Regions from separate parts of the Mus musculus genome. Here region 2 is linked to region 1. Evidence: chromatin loops called from intact Hi-C (ENCODE). Cell type or tissue: gastrocnemius. All regions are shown on one strand. Each heading gives the region's core, and the rest is flanking DNA. Links, peaks and the distances in the headings are about the cores only. Region 1 has its middle 26 kb from the start of Slc2a10. Region 2 overlaps Eya2 (EYA transcriptional coactivator and phosphatase 2).

Region 1 (2,806 bases), core at 145-2,644:
CCTGCGAGGCCCTGGAGACTAAGCTGTGCTCTAATCCTTTTCTAAACACAAATGCAGGAAGCCCAGTGGCCAGGGAGTGGGGCAGGTGTTAGTTTTTTCAGCTGTCTCTGACCCCTTTGGGGGATGCCAGAGCCCTGCTCTGCTGAGGTCACCCCATCCCACCCTCACCTGCATGCGTTTACCACAATCTCATCTCCTCTTTTCCTCTTCCACAAAGCCTCTGGCCCTTTCTGTTCTTATTTTTCTATGTTAATTGGAGACTGGTCCCCTTGCTGGGGGGGGGGGGGGGGCAGAGACAATGCCAACCACAACAGACTCAGCAGGCCAGTGAAAGGAGTTCCCCAGAGATCCTTCACAGTGGGACCCTCCAGCAGGAGGAATGCTGGGGGGGGGTGCTCTGTGAAGGCAGTGGTGGCATGGGTGGGGTGTAAGTAGGAGAGAGAAACTCAGGGTCCCTCTTAGGGTTCTATTGCTGTGATAAAACACCATGACCAATAGGCTTATTTCACTCACAGTTCCATAGAATACTTCATCATTAAGAACAGAGAGGTCAGGAACTCATTCAGGGCAGAAACCTGCAAGCAGGAGCTGATGCAGAGGCCACGGAGGGGTACTGCATACTGGCTTATTCCTCATGGCTTGCTCAACCTGCTTTCTTATGGAACCCAGGACCACCAGGTCAGGAGAGCCCCTCCCCACAGACCATCGGCTGAGCCCTTCCCCACCAATCACTGAAACTATAGGTTGCAACCGCATTTGGGGTCGAAGGACCCTTTCACAGGGGTCACCAAAGACCCATCAGAAAACACGGATATTTTCGTTACAATTCATGACAGTAGCAAAGTCACACCTATGAAGTATCAACGAAAGTAACTTGATGGTTGGGGTCAGGTTTGCCCCTGACAGGCACACAGGATGAAGAACACTTCCCACAATGTCACTGGTGCTCAGATGAGAACCCCTGCCTAACGTTGCCTTGTATGGTGAGAGCCTGAGACACAAAGCAGGTAGGTGGCATATCTGAAGACATGCAGCCCCAAGGAGCCATGTTGACTGGGATTTACCCAGGTATCTCCTGGCTCCTAAGATGGGAATGGAGTTTCTGGGGCATATACTTAGGGGCTTCAACAGAGTGTAAGAAGAATAAGGGTGATGTGAAGTATTTGGGGGTGAAGATCTGTCATGGTCCCTCTTGTAGTCTGCTTCTGGTGGAAGGAAACCTGCTCCCCTGCCTCTGTTCCCCACCAGGCAAACGCTGTACTGCAGTTCTACAGCATGACCAGCAGAGGGCGCAAGTGCACCTTTGTGTTTCCTCGTTACAGCTTTTCCTTAAAAGGGAACAGGGCACCTTCAAGAAAATGAGGAAAACATGCAAAAGCAGAAAGAAAGAAAAAATTCATCTTGCAAGGAGCCGGGCGGTAGTGGTGCACGCCTTTAATTCCAGCACTCGGGAGGCAGGTGGATCTCTGATTCGAGGCCAGCCTGGTCTACAGAGTGAGTTCCAAGACAGCCTGTACTACACAGAGAAACCCTATTTCGAAAACCCAACAAAACAAACAAACGAAAACAAAGAAATCCCTAAAAATATTGGCTTCCGAGGGTTGTTCAGCAGAGGAGCAGTGTATGCTTTGTCCTGTCCTTTCTGGAGTTGAATCTGTTGACAATAGTTTCTTGACACAGGTGTAACCTCCCGGTACACACACTATACAGCCTAGGTTTGTCACATCATAACTTTGCCTGTGAGCCACAAGCCCTTCATATAGCACCTAATGATGGCTGTAAAGTGGGGTGTACCTCATCAGCCCACAGGAGTTAACTTGGCTGTGCCCACTGTGGAGATCTGACAAACTCGGAGGTAAGGTCTTTGCCTCAGCTGCCAGGACAGACCAGACCATCACTGACTTTACCCAGGATGGCGTTTCTGAGAGAACCCCCCGGGAGAGCTCCTCAGAGGAGGAGAAGGTGGAGACCAGAGGGGCACCAGCAAGGAGTCTGGGGAGGTCCAGTCAGGAAGGCCCCTGGACTGCTTTGCGGGAAGACCCTGCTGGGGTTGAGAGGAGACAGAGGGAGAGAGGCAGGAAGGTCTGAGACACCTGCTCCCTTCTCTGCTTCTGGGCAGATGTGCCATGGATGGGGAGAACTCAGCAGGATGGCAAGGCCCACCCCACCCCCGACGGCAGCCTGTGAGGAAGGGACAGGGCTGCTGACAACCTGGGCTTCTAACAGGGAGGATGGTCTGGTGGGAACAGGCAGAGCTGGGCGGGGCACCTTTATAACTCGTTACTTGTTTACTCCTTCATGTTGCAAAAGTAATTCCTGGCTGCGGTAGAAACATTTATACTATACAGTCAAGAACAAGGAAGGGAGCCGACAGGGGAGGAAGCGGGAGAGCAGACACACCTTCCAACCAGAGGCCTCAGAAGTGTTTCAAGTCGGTCAGTCAGTCTGCCTATCTATCTATCTATCTATCTATCTATCTATCTATCTATCTATCTATCTATCTATCTATCTATCTCTATCTTCTATCTATCCATCCATCCTCCCACCCACCCACCAACCCACCTATAACCCACCTATCTACCTACCTACCTACCCATCTGCAATCACACGTGTCTGTGGCCATCACAGGACGCCTTGTAGGAGTCAGTGTCCTCCTACCATGTGGATACTGGCATCGAACTCAGGTCACTGGGCTTGCCAGCAAGTGTCTTTGCTCATGGGACTATCTCATTGGCTCCTCCAGTATCATTTAAAGCATTCCCTTTTGGTAAGCTCTTTAACAGGGTGTGTGTGTGTGTGTGTGTGT
Region 2 (2,806 bases), core at 298-2,797, 75 kb after region 1:
TTACATCCAGTTCTGATCCTGAGCCCCTAGAACAGGCAGATTCCGTGTAGGCCCTGGAGAGGCAGATTTTAAAGTCAGTCCCCCTGTGTTGCTTTATGGGTATTCGTGGGGAGTCAGAATAGAGGGCTCAGAAGAGGAAGAGGATGCTATACTCACAGAGCCTTGGCTCCTGCCCTGTGGAAGCCAGGCCTGTTTGGAGCGAGAGGCTGTTGACGCCTGCAACCTGGCTGGTCTGTAACCCTGCAGCTGGCTGTGCCCAGGTGCAGTCACACTATGATGACCTCAGTGTTACTACTGGGACTATGCAGCCCACGGAGCCTGACACACTGGCTGTGGCCCTTGAGAACAAAATGTGTTGACCCCTGACCCATTGCAGTATGGCAGGATAAAGTTCATTGACAAGAGGGTGTGTGTTGAGTATTTCATAAACCATTCCAAAGACGCGCCGTGTTTCTTGGAGCCTTTGTTCTTGTCCTTACCTTAGTGACACTTCCCTATCTAGGGTCAGAGAGACAGATAGACAAGAACAGGACTCCAGTGTCCTGGAATTGTATCTCTGTCGTGGTCCTGATGATCCTGGGGTAGACAGAAGGTATTGCTGTGACTCCTAGACCTTTCTCCAGAGCTTCCTCCAGCTCCCACAGCAGATGAAGGAGAAGAGATAAAAGCAATGCTGCAGATGCTCATCCCGAGGAGCCCAGCTCAGCAAGTGTGGGGTGCCAGCTTCTGTGCCCCAAAGTGAACTTGGCATCCGTGGGATACGCCCTGACAATTGCTCGATGCTCCTCTAGAAAATGGCATGGGGGGGTGGGGAGGGGGAGAATCAGTTTTCCCTAAATGGGAGCCTTGCTGGTCATATATGTGTGTGTGTGATATTAATTAGATTAATATATTAATATGATATAGGATAAATATAATATAATAAGATTTAATAATATAATTAATATAAATATATATTCTTAAGTACAGTGGAGATTGGGAGCAGAAACTATGGGCTGGTGGAGTTGATGTCACCACACATCATTTACCCACCTGTCAGTGTCCCCAATTGCACAACAGGGATTATAAAGCGCCTTTCTGTAGAGATTAAGTTAATATGACAAAGTGTTTGTACCAGCAGTGGGTGGAGCTCGAACGATGACCAGAGCTAATCCTGCTATGATCATGAATCGAAAGCTGTGTGTCCTGAGGTTGATGACTTAGCTCATTGTTCCTCAGTTTCCTACTCTGTAAAACGGGGCAGGATACTGTTAATGAGGATCTTGGCCATCAGCTGTGGTGAAAATGTAAAGATGTCACTGGCAAGAGGCTCTCGGCTTTGTGGTCCTGCTCATTTAATAAGCCAGCTGTAAGGATGACAGGGCGTTGCACTGGAGGCCAGCAGGGTGCCTGGCAACAGCGGATCTGTGTGGTGAGAGCGTGGGCTGTGGTTGAGAGCACAGGCCCCAGACTCAGACAGAGCTGGTGTGAATCTTGGCCACTGGCGGTGCCCTTGCCCTGCCACCTCTGGGCACAGTTGCTGTTCCTGAAAAGACTGAGCATGTTAAATGAGGTGGCACACATTCACAGGGCGTTTGGCACATAGTAAGCACTCAATAAATGGTAGCTTGTATCATTATCACCCTGACTGCACGCTGCACCCGCACCCCCAAGAAAGCACAGGTCACGGATAAAGCTTAATTTGAAAATAAAAGAACACATTTTTAAACTGCCAAATAGACTTAAAATAATATTCATTAAACAAAATTAAAATATTCTATTAAAGCCAGACTTTGGGCTCAGACCAAATTTTTATAACCCGAGCTTAAAGGCCAGGGAGTCCTCTCGCCACAATGGGGACATTGTGACTGAGCCCAAGACTTCAACACAGCTATTGAATGTCTTTGAAATGTATGTTTTCCCATTTAAATGAAAGGGAAGTCACAAGAAGAAGAAGAAGAAAAAAAGAGGTTCTTGCTCTATTTAACAAACCAGTAAGGAGCTGAAAAAGAAAACAAAAGATGTTCTCCTAATGCCAAAGACACATGGCGGCTCCCTGGGGCTTACTGGCCAGCTAGTGCCACCGCACCAGCCCTCTGTGGTTCCACCTCAGAGTGATCCAGACTTCATCACCTCCCTGAGTTAACTGAATCTCAGCCACGTTCTTCCACAGACTTTACAGACAGTGGAGTGAATACGTTGTTGACAGTCAAGACCTGAGAGCCCGACTGCCTCTTTTCAAAGCCTAGTTCTGCCTCAGTTTCCCCTCTCATAATGCTGATAACCTACGGGTTCAGGGGGGCTGTTGTAGGAAAGCGTCAGAGGTTTTCTCTTTTGTTTTCCTTGGAGCATGAAGCATCCCTGGGCTTTGGAATGTTGAAGAATGAAATCTCGAGGGAATTAGAGGTTGAGGTCATCTGGATATTCAGAGAAGGGCTGGGCGAGTTGTAGATTTAAAACCTCACCAAGTTTTCATGTGCCGTACATTTACACAAAGTTTGATCCTCTCCCCCAAAGTCTTTATGGTAGGGGGCTGGAGAGATGGCTCAGGGGTTGAGGGCACTGGCTGCTCTTCCAGAGGACCTGGGTTTGGTCCCCAACTCCCACCTGGAGACTCACAACTGCCTGTCTCTCTGATTCCAGGTCAGGCACCCTCTTCTGGCCCCTGTGGATACTGTAAGCACATGGTGTATTTACAAGTAAATGCTCTTACATGGAAAACAACAACAACAAAAACCCAGCAACAACAAAAAATAACCAACCAAAACAACCCCTTGTTTGTCTGTGCCACAATTGGAGACACTCATGGAAGGTTTTTGTTGTTTTT

What was found. Hi-C counts contacts between places; a loop is a spot of excess contacts. Peaks named below come from ENCODE experiments on the same cell type or tissue, not always from the same donor. Only the 100,000 strongest peaks of a DNase experiment are listed, where the experiment ranks them.
Region 2: a loop joins it to region 1, with 2.1 times the contacts of the local background. A loop is called at or near these places in 4 of 42 quality-filtered maps.

The regions. Positions count from the first base shown.
Region 1 is chr2:165,528,032-165,530,837 of GRCm38, forward strand. No RefSeq gene overlaps it. Among named protein-coding and RNA genes, the nearest start is that of Slc2a10, 26 kb to the left of the region's middle. In gastrocnemius, for the core only: a CTCF peak has its summit at 1,266 (motif pointing right); a DNase peak (open chromatin) is centred at 1,295.
Region 2 is chr2:165,602,532-165,605,337 of GRCm38, forward strand. The region is part of intron 1 of Eya2 (EYA transcriptional coactivator and phosphatase 2); the gene reads left to right. Among named protein-coding and RNA genes, the nearest start is that of Eya2, 8.9 kb to the left of the region's middle. In gastrocnemius, for the core only: no CTCF peak of the experiment used is centred there; a DNase peak (open chromatin) is centred at 1,415; H3K27ac peaks cover 1,508 bases.